Regions from separate parts of the Homo sapiens genome. Here region 2 is linked to region 1. Evidence: chromatin loops called from intact Hi-C (ENCODE). Cell type or tissue: PC-9. All regions are shown on one strand.

What was found. Peaks named below come from ENCODE experiments on the same cell type or tissue, not always from the same donor. Only the 100,000 strongest peaks of a DNase experiment are listed, where the experiment ranks them.
Region 2: it touches region 1 in a loop (8-fold over the local background); 11 of 110 quality-filtered maps call a loop at or near these places.

The regions. Positions count from the first base shown.
Region 1 is chr17:82,885,819-82,893,818 of GRCh38, forward strand. TBCD (tubulin folding cofactor D) reads left to right here. Exons shown (of 39, transcript NM_005993.5): 16 at 3,850-3,879; 17 at 7,729-7,814. Among named protein-coding and RNA genes, the nearest start is that of ZNF750, 50 kb to the left of the region's middle. RefSeq lists an enhancer at 1-61. In PC-9, no CTCF peak of the experiment used is centred here; DNase peaks (open chromatin) are centred at 223, 3,283 and 3,823; H3K4me3 peaks cover 1,673 bases; H3K27ac peaks cover 5,110 bases.
Region 2 is chr17:82,833,933-82,841,932 of GRCh38, forward strand. All of the region lies in intron 13 of TBCD (tubulin folding cofactor D), which reads left to right. ZNF750 (zinc finger protein 750) reads right to left here and starts at 6,090. Exons shown (of 3, transcript NM_024702.3): 1 at 5,995-6,090. RefSeq lists an enhancer at 3,621-4,122. In PC-9, no CTCF peak of the experiment used is centred here; DNase peaks (open chromatin) are centred at 4,619 and 6,119; H3K4me3 peaks cover 2,405 bases; H3K27ac peaks cover 3,420 bases.

The sequences.
Region 1 (8,000 bases):
GAGTGCACCTAGCTTACCCTGTAGCTTGCAAAATTAAAACAGCCAAAGGTAAAAGACACCTTTTTGAAGCTTAGTTGGAAATGTGAGGATTGAGGGCCTCATAATTGGGAATCATTTTTTGGAGCTGCTGCTTTCAGATAACAATGTCTCGGTCTTTCTGGCTCAGCTTGGCTTCCTGTTTGACGCTGTGTCACTGGGTGAGGTCACCCCTGTGAGGCCCTGAGGCCTCTTCAGCACCGGCCAGGAGGCAGCAGCAAAAGGCGTTGAAGTCCTGTCCCTCCTTGGGGCTGGACACGGTCCCTTGCCCCTGAACTCTAGACGCCCTGCATTGCCCTGGTGCTCCCATGTCAAGACTGGCCGCGGTCGTCCATCCCATGGTTTGTGACCCTCCCAGCAACGCTGTGAGGAAGGTGCTGCAGCTGGTTCTCAGCATTGGCAGGAGCATGGCGACTCAGGCAGTCAGTGTGTGAGTGAGTTTGTGAAAACAGTTCCAGCTGTGTTCGTTGCTGAATGCTGGTTTTTCTGCATATTGGAAGGAATCTAGCAGACCCCCAAACGTGCTGACATTGCAAGAAGACATGTCTCCCGGCGGGGAAGGAATGGGCAGTAGAGATGGGGTGTGGTCGTGGCTTCTTGTTCATCATGAGGAAGGGAGATGGGGCCCCGTTCACTCACAGTTAAAGTAAAGGCACTTAAAGCCTACATTTAACTGAGAAGATTTTAAATCTTTTTCTTCCAGCATTTCGTTTGATACATAGTGTCTGACCTCTATTTGTGACTTTTTATTTTGGGATAATTGAGATTTATATGCAGTTTTCTCCCCTCCCCTCCCCTCCCCTCCCCTCCCCTCCCCTCCCCTCCCCTCCCCTCCCCTCCCCTCCCACTCTGTCACCCAGGCTGGAGTGCAGTGGTGCGATCTTGGCTTATTGCAACCTCGGCCTCCCGGGTTCAAGCAGTTCTCCTGCCTCAGCCTCCCGAGTAGCTGGGATTACAGGCGTGCACCACCATGCCCGGCTACTTTTTGTATTTTTAGTAGAGACGGGGTTTCACCATGTTGGCCAGGATGGTCTCGAACTCCTGACCTGAAGTGATCTGCCTGCCTCGGCTCCCAAAGTGCTGGGATTACAGACGTGAGCCACTGTGCCTGGCGGAGATTTACATGGAGTTTTAAAGACTAATGCAGGGAGAGCCCATGCGTGTTTCACCATTGCCTCCATGATGAAATCTGGCAAAACCGCAATGGAACATCACAGCCTAGAACATTGAGCCAACCCACCAGTCTTATTCCTTCTTCCTTGGTTTTACCTGTACTCTGTGTGTGTGTGTGTGTGTGTGTGTGTGTGTGTGTGTGCGCGCGCGCGCACGTGCGCTCACGCGTTTACTTCTGTGTGATTGTATCACATACAAATTCACGTATCCACCACCACAATCAGGATACACAGCAGCCCTGTCTTCCCGAGAGGCCTGTGCTACTGCTTTGCCCACAGTCCCTGCTGTTTCCCTCTCCTGACCCTTGGCAGCCACCGGTCGGCTCTCCGTTGCCTATTCTATTCTGTCATCTCGAGAATGCTGTGTAAATGGACTCTGTGGCCTCTAATGCTGTAGCTTTCTTCTCTCGGCACAGCTCTCTGGAGACCCACCCCGAGCGTGGTGGGTGGTGCTGGTTTGCTGCTTCTGTTGCTGAGTGGTGCCGTGGTTTGTGTGACCATTCATGTATTACGACATCAGGATGGTTTCTAGTCTTTAAGCTGCTGTAAACATTCGTGCTCAGGTTTTCGTGTGAGTGTAACTTCCATTTCTCTGGGTTAAATGCCAGGAGTAGTTTCTGGGTCGTGGTAGTTGGACATTTAAACTGCTTTCTAGAGCAGCTGCACCATTCACGTTCGCACCACCACCTGCCCGCAGCCCTGCCTTTCTCTGTCCTCGCTTGTGTCTGACATGGCCACTGTTTTCTGTGTCGGCCTTTTTGACAGGCATGTGGTGATACGTCGTTGTGGTCTTTACCTGCGTTTCTGTCATGCCTGATGGTGTGGAGCATCTTTCACGGGCTTACTTGCCGTCTGTACCTCCTCTTTGGTGAAATGTCTGCTCAGGTCTTTTACTCATTTCTAAGTGGATTGTTTTTTGTAGTTCTTGAGTTTAGGGCACTCTTTACATATGTAGGATTCTGGTCCTCTGTTGGATTTGCGTTTGGCTTTCTCCCAGTCTGTAGCTCATCTTTCCGTCCTCTTCATAGGGCAAGAGTTTTTAATTTTTTAATTTTGCTGGGGTCTCGATCAGTTTTTTGTTTTTGTGGCTCATGTTTTTAGTGCTTTTTAAGACGTGAAGACTTTCTTAAGGTCTGGGAACTCCACCTCGCCCGGTCCCGGGGATGCTGTCCCGTGTTTTCTGTTCTGCTGGTTGGTCTGCGTGTCTGTTCTGCCAGCGCACACTGTGTGACGGGCTGTGCTGCGATGCTGCTGTGCATAGTCAGCCTTCGCACTGGGCAGGGAGATGCCTCCCAGCGTCTTCTTTCTCAGGACTGTTTTCCCTGTTTTAGGGCTTGTGCTTTTCCACATAAATCTTGAATTTTTAAAACATCTTTTAGATACCACTGGAATGGTACATGTCTTCCTAATAGTGTATGTTAAATTGATGTTACAGTATATCTTTGTTGCATTGCCTTTTGGCGGGTTTTGTTTCTTACTTTCCTAATGAATTTATCACAAAAGTTACAAATTTGCAAAGCAGCAGTCAGGCCTCCTCCCAGCCTGCTGTGAAGCGCCTGTTTCCTCCAATCTCCAGCCCAGCCCAGGGGTCTGCCTTGGAGCCACCCGCACGTCTGGTTTCTGTGTGATTGGCCAGAGGTGGTGGGCGCGTCTGCTCCTTTTCCCTGGGGGGTGGGGGCACAGACCCTGGGTGGCTGTGTTCGGCTCCTTACTTGGTGCCCGTCTGTGTGTGCTCCTCCCAGCAGCCATCGCTCAACCTTGCTCTCAGGAAGCCCCCAGGCGAGTGTTGGCAGGAATCCTGCCAGGCGGGAGGTCGCTCCTCCAGAGCGTGGTCCCTGAAGCCGCCAGCCTCCCTGGCCTCGCCCCTTGCTGGTGGTGTGTGTGGTGTGGCCGTGGGTGCACTTTGCTGGGTCTTCCTGGGACACTGAAGTCTCCTGTGTCTCCAGCCCTGAGAACTCGGAGCCCGGGTGCTTTTGGGAAGGACGGGGCACCAGCTGGTGACACATGGGAAGGGAGGTGTGGTTGTCACCTTGCCCAGGTAACCTGCTCTGCCTGGTCGGTGCGCCTAAGGGGGGCAGGGTGTTTGGGGAGGACATGAGAGGCCTCCTGGAAGCACTTCATCCTGTTGAAGTTCACATTTTGACCTTTTCAGCAGCCCTTGCTCTGGGCCTGTGCCCGGCCCTGGGACTCGGCCTGGAGAGCCTATTGACACCGTGCCATGGGTGCGGGCAGGGCGCCCTCCCTGGAGGGCGGCACGTGGTGCCAGTTGGTGACCATGAGCTGCCTCACTCCTGAGGAAGAGTGTTCGGGCTCTGGGCTTTGATTTAACCTGCCTGTCTGTCTCTCTGAGTTGACAGCCGGGGCCTCCGCGTGGGTGCTGCTGGGAGGCTCAGTGGTAAAGGCCACTTTTCAGGATGTGTCTGATTTTATAAACTTGAATTCTTAAATTGTGGTTTTAAAGAGCACCAGGACGTAAAAACAGAGTGACGCACCTTGAGGCTCTGTTCAGCCAACAATGAGGGCTTTTATTTAAAAAATAAAGCCGTGGGTCATTCACGTTGTGCTGTTTGTTCTGAACTTGCCTCTGGTGTTGGCGGAAGCTGACCTCGCTCACCTGCTGTGTTTGTTCTTTGCTCCGCAGGCCGCCTTCCAGGAGAATGTGGGGAGACAGGTATGGCTGCTTTCAAACACCTTTATTCCAAAAACTTCCTGCGGGTTTATAGGTAGGAATCTTGAGAGCTATAACCCTGGTGTCTTCTCGCACTGTGAGATGTGGTGTGGCTACATCAATGCCAGGGTCATGAGTTCACTATAGGACGCACATGTTAAACAGCGAGTCCTGTTTCACAGGGAACCTGCATGTACAGTAATTTACACACACAGGCCGGAAAGCTGTGCTTTACACGTTGCCAAGAGCCACATAATGTGGCTCTGCAGGGTGGGGCGGGTCCCTGGGACCAGCCTGGCCTTGCGGGGACGCAGACCTGACCCCGCCTCATCCCACACAGAGCAGGAGCTGGCTCTGTTGACGTCAGCTTGTGCCTCATCCAGACCATAGACGGGCCCAGAAGTCAGCTCCCAGAAGCTACGGACCCCATGACCCCACGACCCCACATCATGCTGGGGCTGCTTTTGCTGTGCCCTCTGACCCTGACATCTGGTCACTGGTCAGCTTCGCCTGTGAATGGGGGGCCCCAGGTTACTCATGTTGTGTGTGATGACGTCACATCTTGGGCGTGTGGTTGGGTCTTGCAGGAGAGTGGGACAGAGGCCGGAGAGGGGACCGGGGTCTGGGCTGGACCTGGGCGGGGAGCAAAGTTCCCACGAGAAGTCAGCCGAGAAGGCTCTGGAGTTCCCGGACAGCAAAGCAAATGCAGCCGGGGTCTGGGCTGTGGCCAGGTGGTGTGGGGCGGCATGGGGTGGACGTGGGCCTGCGGACCCTTCTGACCTGTGGGGAGCCCTCCAGGCAAGGTGTCTGACCTGGAGTGGAAGCATTGAGGCCAAATGAGTCCACAGGAAAAGCCGGATGCCAGAGTCAGCTGGAGAGGCGGGCGGACGAGGACTTGCGCCTGTTATTGAAATGGTTCTGGAGGAGCCTGGCGTGAGTGGTGTGGGCGGCTTTCTGTAGACGGAGCCCAGGAAGGGGCGTGACTACTTCTTGCTGGCCCGAGGCAGCCGAGGCCCACCCAGCATCCTTGGGGTGCCGTGGGGCCTGCATGTGTTCAGAGCCCTGAGCCCTGGTCGGAGCCAGTTCACTAGGAAGAGACACCAGCCTTGCAAGGGGAGCCTGGGTGTGCAGACAGCAAGAGCCGCCCAGGCCAAGGAGAATGTGAACGAGGTTTGGTCTTTTGAGTGGAGAGTGTGGCTGCTGTGAGGAAGAAGGAGCTTGTTGGAAACCACTTAGCTGAGCCTAGGGACTTGCCAGCTTCCTGGAAAGTGAGAGCCCAGGAGAAGAAGTCTCCCTGTCCCTGGGCTTCCAGCCCCTCCAGAGCCCCCACTGGAGAGGGGCGTGCTGAGGCCAGAGCCCGGGGTGACGACCGTGCTGGGTGGGCCCTGGGGCGCACTCCGCCATCACTCTGTGTTCCGGGTTCCCAGATGCTGCTTCCTGGGAGGAGCAGCCCAGTCGCATAGGGAGCCACGGGGCCCTGCAGCTGAGCTGACCAGCCTCCCTGTGTGTGTGGCTGGATTTGAGCCACGTTACCTTTATCGGGGCAGCTCAGGTTGGGGATTGATTGACAGGGAAAGGAAAGGCCTTTACACTTGGTCTAAATTTAGGCAAGCAGCCAGAAAATGGGATATTCCCGTGGGTGCGGGAGTCTTGCACCTCAGTCCTGAGCCTGAGCAGTGTGAGTCTCAGAGCATCCTGCACAGTGACCAGCATGCGGACGGCAGCGGGAGCCTCGTGGAAGAAGCGGCACAGATTTTGAAGAGACACAGACTTTGAAAGAAATGCAAGACGCGCAGGTGCGGAGCGTCTCCCAGCCCCGCACGGCCATGTCCTGCTGAGGTTGGATAGAAACATTTGAGAAGAAGGTCGAGAACTTGGCAAGGCAAAGCAAACGGGAGTGGACGTGTCGCATAGCACACAGGGAAGCAGCCTAAAAACCCTCGGATTTGGAGGAGGCTGTTTCTAATACACAGATTTGGAATGAAGTTGTAAGAAATGCGTTACAGTGGAGGCCGCTGGGTAACAGCAGCAGGGATGGGGGGTGGTTGGGGAGCGGCCTGGGGGACACAGAGGGGGCTGGGGGCAGAGACGAGGGACCAGCTTCTCTGTCCAGGTTCGTCTTGGCTGGAGTTGGAGACTCTGGTCCTGAGTGGTCTCTGCCTTCTCCCTACTGAGCCCAGGGGCTCTTGAGCAGGTTGTGACTAACCCATGGGCAGCTTCCACGTTCAGGGCCTGTCCGACATTCCAGCCCTATGACCCTGCTCCTAGGCGAGTGCTGTCCAGGCCCCCGACACCATCAGGCCCTTGTGGTGGCCTGTCCACACCCAGGCCCCCCACTTCCCCCCTGCACAGGTGAGGAAGTTGAGGCTCAGGGCAGCTGAGCCCGCTTTTGTCTGCTCGGAGCCTGTTGTTCCAGCCCTAGCCTGGCCAGACAGAGCCTTGGCCCCTGTGTTGGTCTTGCTTTGTTCTCACCGTGGGGGGATGCTGGACACAGAGTCCCCTTGTTCTTGTTCTCGGTGAGACCTGGTCCTGGGCCACCCCGGATGTTTCCCTGGGCTCCTGCCTGCTGTGATGTGGGGCATGGAGTTGTACCCCAGTGGGCGACATCCCAGGTTGTGGCACCTGCTGTCTTTCTGCAGAGTGAGCCGCAACAGCTCCACCTGGGTGCAGGTTTCTCCCCTGTTCACGGTTCAGTGAAGGATGCTCATGCTGTCACTGATTGCAGCAGCCTCAGGCAGAAGTTTATGGTATCTCCATCAGCCCAAGCTCCCAGTGTAACCCTTGGGAGAGATTTGCTGGAAGAAAGCCGCATGGTACCTGCTCATTCCGGCCTCTCCTGGTGGGAAGGAGGGATGTGGCCCCGGGTGTTCTCAGGAGTGCTGGCTGTTCAGTTACGTTGACTTGCGAAGCTATTACATGAAGGTGTGAGGTTTTAATGGTCAAGTGCAGGGTGGTGATGAATGGGTTAAAGACGTCAAGGAAGGATCTGAATCCCGGCCTCGGAGGTGGGCAGGCTTGGGAGACCTTTGAAAAACCCTGCTGTGGTTTATAGCTGTAAGGCTTTCTATGTGGGGTTTAAAGTTTGTCATTTGTATTTTCTTAGGAAATTATTTATGTTGTTTCCAGAATTTCACATCCTGGAACCTGAGAGTGGTATCAGTAACACCATGTAGGCTGCGGGGCTGGAGCTGGGGCTCCACTGGGAGGCTGTCGTGGCGGGGTGGGAGGAGGTGCCGCCTCTCCCATGTCAGAGCCTCGGCGGCTGCTGGTCCTCGATGCTTCTGGGGTCAGCTGTCACCACCCCCAAGAACCGGCTGGGCCAGCTGCCCCCAGTCAACGTCTTGCCTGCCCGGGACTGCTGAGTGAGGCCTGGGCTCTGGTCCAGGCTTTGTAGACCGTGCAGGCGGCTGCATCCCCGACCTGACCCAGGCCTGCTCGCTCTGGTGTGCACCGACCTGCCAGCTTTGTGGCACTTTGTGGCATGGGGCTCAGGCCGATGGAGGTCAGTGGCTGTAACACTGTTGAGACCTGAAGACCGTTTACGGTGTATGTTTTCGGGAAAGGTCTCTTACCACGTACCGAAGTGGAAATGTTTGAGTTGTTTGAAAAAGATGAAATACTTGTGAGTGGTTTCAATGATTTAGCGTGGTGTTGCCTGGGTAGACCGTCAGGAAGTCAGTGTGACGTGGAAGTCCTCGGCGAGCCATGTCTGTGGTGTGTGGCTTGCTCACCACCTGCCTCAGGGCTCGGGGTTCATGAGTGTAAATGTCTGTGGATGTGATTATTGAACTTGGTGAAATGCCTTTGTTCATTCAAATTCTTCTTTTTCCCCCATTTCCACTTTCTTATTAGGGCACTTTCCCTCATGGTATTGATATTTTGACCACAGCTGACTATTTTGCCGTCGGTAACAGATCCAACTGTTTCCTGGTTATAAGGTAAGTCTTTAATGTATATCACAAAAATAGAATACTCTAAAATCAGATTGGATGTCAGAAATCAGCTACCACCATTTTCTTTTTTCATCCTGTAATGTCCACTCAATGGAATGTAGTTTTTGTGTGAAAAATTAAAAATGGAATTGGGAACAGTGACTGAAACTTGTGTTTCATGTTGATTGGACA
Region 2 (8,000 bases), 52 kb before region 1:
CTGAGAACAAAGGCTGTTTTTCTTTTTTTGAGACAGAGTTTCTCCCTTGTTGCCCAGTCTGGAGTGCCATGGCGCAATCTCAGCTCACTGCAACCTCCGCCTCCTGGGTTCAAGCGATTCTCCTGCCTCAGCCTCCCGAGTAGCTGGAATTACAGGCGCCCACCACCATGCCCAGCTAATTTTTTTTGTATTTTTAGTAGAGACGGGGTTTTGCCATGTGGGCCAGGCTGGTCTCGAGCTCCTGACCTCAGGTGATCCACCTGCCTTAGCCTCCCAAAGTGCTGGGATTAGAGGCGTGAGCCACCGCACCCGTCCCAGAACAAAGGCTTTGAGAGTCTGGGACTGTCCACCTGGCAGCTGGGCCTGGAGCGACTCAAGCAGCAACTGTGCCTGGGAGACAGGGTGAGTGGGAGATGGGGTGGAGGTGCAATGGATCAAGGCTAAGCACTTTAATTCGTATTAAAAATGTAAAAAAGAAAAGGTCTTTAGGGTCTAAATATTTTCAAACAGCTTAAAAATAAAGTTAAATGACCCAAATGCCTATCAGTGATAGACTGAATAAAGAAAATGCGGCACATATACACCATGGAATACTGTGCAGCCATAAAAAGGAACGCGATCATGTCCTTCGCAGGGAGAAATGGATGGAGCTGGAAGCCAGCATCCTCAGCAAACTAACGCAGGAAGAGAAAACCAAACGTGCATGGTCTCACCCATAAGTGGGAGCTGAACAGTGAAAACACATGGACACAGGGAGGGGAACATCACACACCAGGGCCTGTTTAGGGGTGGGGGTCGGGGGGAGGGAGAGCATTAAGACAAATAGCTAATGCATGCAGGGCTTAAAACCTAGATGATCGGTTGATGGGTACAGTAAACCACCATGGCACACATTTACCTGTGTAACCTACACGTTCTGCACTTGTGTCCTGGAACTTAAAGTATAATAAAAAAAAAATACATTAAAGTAAAGTTAAATGGAGGGCTGGGGGCCGTGGCTCATGCCTGTAATCCCAGCACTTTGGGAGGCCGAGGTGGGAGGATCCCTTGAGCCCAGGAGATTGAGGCTGCAGGGAGCTGTCATCCCACCACCGCACTGCAGCCTGGTGGGCAACAGAATGAGACCCTGCCTCAAAAAAAAGCTAAATGGAAATGACTTAAGAAAACTGTTTCAACTGCAGTATTTTTTTTAAGGAATGGGCAGATGTGCCCATTCTTGAGTCTGTGAGGTTTTATGTGTAGACATCAGGGTGGCTAAAAGTCAAGTGAAAAGCCGCCCCTTGAAAATAGAGCAACGTGTGTGGGAGCCTAGGAGGCAGCTGTCCCTGAAGCAAGGCGCCACCCCTCCTCCCTGCACCCGTGTCCTTCCTCCCACACGCCAGGGGCCAGGGGTGGTGGCTGGGCTTTCATATGGCTGCCCCGAACTCTGGGGAAGTGCTCTGATTTTGTTCTCAGCAAACTGGTTTCTCTACTGATTTATTCATATTTCTTTCTTTCTTTCTTTTTTGAGACGGAGTTTTGGTCTTGTTGCCCAGGCTGGAGGGCAGTGGTGCGATCTCGGTTCACTGCAACCTCTGCCTCCTGGGTTCAAGAGATTCTCCTGCCTCAGCCTCCCTAGTAGCTGGGATTACAGGTGCCTACCACCACGCCCAGCTAATTTTTTTGTAATTTTAGTAGAGATGGGGTTTCACTATGTTGGCCCGGCTGGTCTTGAACTCCTGACCTCAGGCGATCTGCCCGCCTCAGCCTCCCAAAGTGCTGGGATTACAGGCATGAGCCACCGTGCCTGGCTCATTTATTTATAATTCTTAAAAACACAACCACCCTTCCCCCTACAAACTGCCTCTATTAACATACTTTAAGTTCTTTAAGACATTTATTTACTAAGAAGTGGTTTGGGTAGAAAAGGGGCTCTGCTGACCTGCCACCTTCGCTGTGATGAGTTTCTGTGTAGCAGGGACAGCGAGGCACGGTTTGGATGAGGACAAGATGTTTGTTACCCTACAACCAGGGAGGGTGTCGGGTGACACCCTGGGCTCAGACCCCGCGCTCAGCACCCGTCTCCCACCGTGGGCTGCCACAGAAGCTACAAGGCACCGGGTCAAGGCCAAGCAAATGAAACACGTAATGATAGCTCTGTCTTTCTAATTTCCCCCTATTAGAAGAAAGAACGTGAAATAATTCTTTATGGGCTCAGTCCCTACCGTGTGGGGCAGACCTGCTCTGGGTGATGAAAGCAGTTTCCCTGCCTCCCTTCAGGAAGTAGAGAAGCCGGGTGCCTGGTTCCAGCCAAACGCTGGGCCAGCCAGCTCAGTCAGTGGGGCCTGTGCCGGCATGCCTCGCCGCGCTCCCTGGTTCTGAAGGCGTGAGAACCTCTGCAAGTCAGGTTCCCATGATTGTATAGGATGTGTTACGGCAGGGATCTGAAAGCTGATGATTTCATCACTAGCTGGAAGCATCAGGATCGAAACGATGACAGTTGCAAAATGTTCATCAAGTGAGAGCTGCGTCCTCGCGAGACCGAAACGCCGCCTCTAGCACCTGAAACACAAGCCCTCAGAGGAGCAGATGATTCCCTCAGGATTTAAGAAAATTGAGGACTTCAGTTTTCGAAGCCGCATTATTTCACATTGCTGATACCTCTAGCGCCTGAAACACAAGCGCTCAGAGGAGCAAATGATTCCCTCAGGATTTAAGAAAATGAGGACTTCAGTTTTCGAAGCAGCATTATTTCACATTGCTGATACTTTTAGGCAAAAAAAAAAACAAAACAAAACAAAACCAAAAAACAAAAAAACAAAAAAACCCACAAAACCCGTGTTGGTTAGATTTTCTCAAAAGCTTTACAACAGGCAGGTTACGTGTAAGCTCTGCTGTTGCCCAAAATAGTAATTAGGGAAATAATTGCTTTTAAATGAATATGTCTGTTTTCTAGTCAGATTTGCCCTTTTGTTCTTTGATCAGTTAGTTCACGTAAGCGGGTGTGGCAGGGAGGAAGCCCCTGGTGGTGAGAGTGTTTGGAGCTCAATTGCTCGAAGGGAATTGGTGTCGATATGGAGTCTCGGGCAGTGGTTTTAGTAACCTTGGATAAACCGACCTCTCAGGCTTGCACAATTTGCTAATTAAAACAGGGAGCACAGCTGCTTCAGTTGTAAGCCGGGCGTAGGTCACCTGATCTGTAAAACTACAATAGTGTCAGAGAAGTAAGTGGGATAACATTGTTGCTTTGGTAAGCTTTCAAATGATGATGATGTCAGCCTGTGAGTTCTGTGTCCTGCTTAAGTGAGGTTTATAAGGATGAAGAAACCAAACCCGACGGCCAGTACCTCAGGCTGTCACAGCTGTCTGTGGGCACAGCGTTTGAAATAGTCTCTGTGTGGTCAGTTTCTACCAGCCCGACTTTGTACTCTGGCAGCTGCTGGTGTTAAATATTCCCAAAAGAGTATGTTGTTGCCCAAACAGTGTAACCCAGAAATCTAGCTGTTTACAGTAATTTGGATTTGTATTTAGAGGTGCAGTTTTTCTCTAGAGGGGATAAAGAAGTGCGGAGCGTCTTTCTCTCCTGGGGGAGGTGTGTTTCCATTTTAGTTAATAACATGCCCGGAGAGCTGTCTGTCTGTCTGTTAATAAAGCAGAGTCTCATTCATTATCTGCTTTCATTTGAGAACTGCAGTGCTAGCGTGTTTTACAGTGAAGACCTCGGTGTGATCCTGAAGGAGGGTTTCATCCTCCTCTCATTTCCCACTGGATCGGCAGGAAGCGTTAGCAGGGTGGACATGCCACAGAGCTTCCAGATCTGGATCAAAGGTGGCTGTTGCTGAAATACTTATGCAGAGTCTTCCCTGACTGCTGCTGGCTAATGTGTGCCCTCTTCTCCAACACACCTCCTCCGAGCCTGGCCTGGCACAAAGCCTTCTTTCTCCAAGTTATTTCAGATCAAGCAGCCAATGTAGACAGTGTCTACACTAAAGGGCGTAAGAACAGTGGGGTGCAGTGGCTTCAAACATGCTCAGGATCCAGCTGAGCTTTCACCAGGCTTTTCTTGCCATATTTACAGATGCCACTCTGTGCCTTTCTAAATATTTTAAATGTTGTGTGCTCAGCCGATGCACTTGGCTTCTGGAAAGTGCGCTGAGCTGAGAGCTCGCTTCTCTTCCTGCTCAACGTGCACTGGGCCGGGTGTTGGGGCGTAGCTGCCCACACAGACAGTGCTTTGAAGAGTGAGTGGTTTCGGTTGGCCATGGGGTTGTGTCTAAATTGCCAATATACTGTCTTTCCAAAGGTTCCTAAGTGTGGACAGTTAATGCAGCAGACAGTTGTTAGGGTAATAGTGAGAAGTTGGGATGCTTAACAAGCTTCTAAGGAGTTTGAACTTTGAAAAATAGACAAGAGAAAGAGTTCTTAAAAAAAAAAACTTTGATAGGACACAGCGGAAGTAATTACAGTTTAACTTTATGGGACGTTTCTGTGACAGGCTGGGTAACTATGCTTGTCATGCGTCCTAACCTGTGCCCTGAGATTGTGCTGTAATGTTCCTTTTGGTGGTGTCCAGCTGTCTGGCAAGGAGCCTGCTCGGCTGGAGCATTGTGAAGGGCATGCTGTAATTACAATATTGTGATGTGGCGTTGTTGCATAACTCAAGGACACACCATTGTCGCCTACCCACTGTGATGTCGCAAGAACGAGATTTGTGAGTTTTACTCCAATTGAGCTTTTCCAGTGATTGACTGCCACTCCCTCCCAGCCTTTCGGTTCTTTAAAATGAAAGATAAACCTCAGGACAACCAAGACCTGGGGAAAAGACAGTCTTTGGGAATGTAATTTGGAAGAATGGATCCAGAAAAACAACCAGGGGCTCTTAACTCTAGTTTCGGCAGGAGATCCCGAGTTACAGACCTGAGCTCGTAAACAAACGCTCACCACTTTACAGTCGCCGCCTCATCCTGAAACTCCGGTCAGAAATGCTGGAAGGCCTTTGCTAATGCGCAGTGAAAATTAGGGGCACAGATGTGGACGGACTGTGCTTGGTCAGTAATTGTTCTCCTCCAAATCAAGTTTATGAGAAATTTCATATAAGGAAAAAAACCCTTTTGTATCTGTGTCTATATGTACAGAAGACCTTAACAACCAAACAGAAACTTAACCCCTTTGGTTTGGTTTTGTTTTCGAAAGCTTATGCCCAATTTTAAACTTCATGTAAGCTTATGTACTTATTTTAAACTTTAAAACTATTAAAAGTTAAACTAGATAGTAAATTCGGCACTGTCTAATGTGCATACACCACAAACATATAACCCTAAATTCAGCTGTGTCTAATGTGTATACACCACACATATATATAACCCTAAATTCAGCCTGATGTACTTATACCACACATATATAACCCTAAATTCAGCCTAATGTACATATACCACACACACATATATATAACCCTAAATTCAGCCTAATGTACATACACCACACATATATATAACCCTAAATTCAGCCCTAATGTACATACACCACACATATATAACCCTAAATTCAGCCTAATGTACATACACCACACATATATATAACCCTAAATTCAGCCCTAATGTACATACACCACACATATAACCCTAAATTCACCCTAATGTACATACACCACACATATATATATGACCCTTACCTCTTGTTAGCATTTATTGTAGTTTGTTTTTGAGGTTAGGAGCAGTTAAGCAATAATATGAATTTGTGTTGGTTTAACTTTTATGAATTTTAGGGCAGAACAAGGAGTTAATTTCCAGATAAGCTTGTTCATGTTCTTAGAATAAAGTGTCAGCCTCATTAGAAGTTTTGTAATCGTGGTCTGCATCCCAGCCATGCACCTGCTGGGTCCTGAGTAATCCTCGGAGCCCAGAGCAAGGCAGAGCAGACACGGAGCAAACGCTGCGTTCAGCTGGGTATTTTAGATACGTCTGAGAAGAGTTTTAAAATAAAACTTGAATTTGAAAAGAAATAGTGAGTACTTACCAGAGGTGGGCAGTGCTGGGATGTGGCCGGTCTTGGTGCCGGTGGCTGGCGGTGCTCAGGAAGCAGTACCTGTTCTCACGCTTGCTGGGTGAAACTGGAGCCTGCTGTTCCAGTGGGAGGGATTTAAGTGTAGGAGTTGAGCCCTCGGGGCGTAGAGATGCACCTGATATTCCTCCTGCCCGCAGCTACGATTCATGTGTTTGCACCCACCGAGCTGCTGCGGGCAGCCTCCCCAGCACTGGACCCAGCAAGCAAGTTATCTCGCCGACTCCCAGCGCTGTCTCCAGACTCAACTGTCTGTGAGTGCGGCGTCGGTGCTGCCTGGACGGCCATATGTCAGAGGGCTTTCGATGTGTCCGCAGTTAGAATAGAGATTACTATATTCATCAGAATCACACCCGATGAATATTTGGCGTCATGATAAAGACATGTGAGACTTTCCTTTAGAACTTGAGCATGTGTACGCAGGAGGCAAACACTTGGATTGATTCTCAAGCGCGCATACCCTGGGAGGCACAGTATTCATGGCGTCCTTGCCATGAGGTCCAGTGAGGCCTTTGAGGATCTGTGGACCTTCCACCCTCTACCCTGCTCCTGAGAGTCTCTGTCCCTGGTCCTCCTCAGGAGCTGAGCCGGCAGGGAGGGAGCTTATCCCAGAGCCTGGCTGCAGGGACCTGCCGGAGCTTGCCCGACACCAGGCACCGCAAGAGCTGCGGAGCAGGGTGTGTGGGTGCGGGGGAGGGGGCCAGCTGTGCACTCCCGCAAACCACCCTCCCCCCACTTTAAATTGCAGAGGCACTTAACTTGGGGGCCAGTTTTTACCTCCACACCCCCCCACCAAAACTGCTTGCTTGCTTAATCGGAGGCCGCACCCCAGTTGTAGCGAAGGCTGGCATGTGGTGTCGGTTTGAGGACTGGGAAAGGAGGTGGGATGAGCTGGTGTCAGGCCCTTGGATGAGCCTGAGGCTGCAGGGCAGAGGCTGCAGGGCTGTGGCATAGGGACGAGCTGGCCAGGACAGACAAACTGGTTTTTTTTTTTTTTTTTTTTTTTTTTTTTGAGACAGAGTTTCACTGTTGCTGCCCAGGCTGGAGTGCAATGGCATGATCTTGGCTCACTGCGTTTCTCCTGCCTCAGCCTCCCGAGTAGCTGGGACTACAGGCGCCTGCCACCACGCCCGGCTAATTTTTTGTATTTTTAGTAGAGATGGGGTTTCACCGTGTTAGCCAGGATGGTCTTGATCTCCTGACCTTGTGATCCACCCACGTCGGCCTCCCAAAGTGCTTGGATTACAGGTGTGAGCCACTGCACCCGGTCTGTTTTTTTGTTTTTGTTATTTTTTTCCTTAAGACTTAAGATTTTACATGGCTTTGCGTTTACTTTTATATTTAATTCCTTTTTTTTTTCTTTTGAGACAGGGTCTTGCCCTGTCACCCAAGCTGGAGTGCAGTGGTGCGATCACGGTTCACTGTAGCCTCAACCTCCTGGACTCGAGTGATCCTCCCGCCTCAGTCTCCCCAGTAGCTGGGACTACAGGCACGGTCACTATGCCTGGAGAATTTTTTGTAGAGACAGGGTTTTGCCATGTTTCCTAGGATGGTTTAATACCTTAAAATTTTTTTTGGTGGCTTTTGTCCATTGAGACATCCATATACTTTATGAAGTCAAAAAGAGTTATGTAAGTCTTATGACAAAAAACAGCAGTTCCCTGTCCCTCTTACCTATTCCTGGATAGCAAACTATCCCAAACTTAGTGGCTTAAAACAAGCACCGTTTTATTACGTCTTAGGATATATTGTGTCAGGAGTTTGTGGAGGGCCTGGCCGAGTGCTGCTTCTGTTTCATGGACACTGACTGAGGTGGCTCCGTGGGAGAAAGCTGGCAGGTGACTGGTCTGGAGGGTCCAGGACAGCTTTACTCACCTGCCTTCTGTCCTGGAGGGGCAGCTGGAATCCTGAGATCAGCTGGAACCTCATCCTCACTTAGTAGCACTTCAGAGGCCTCCCTA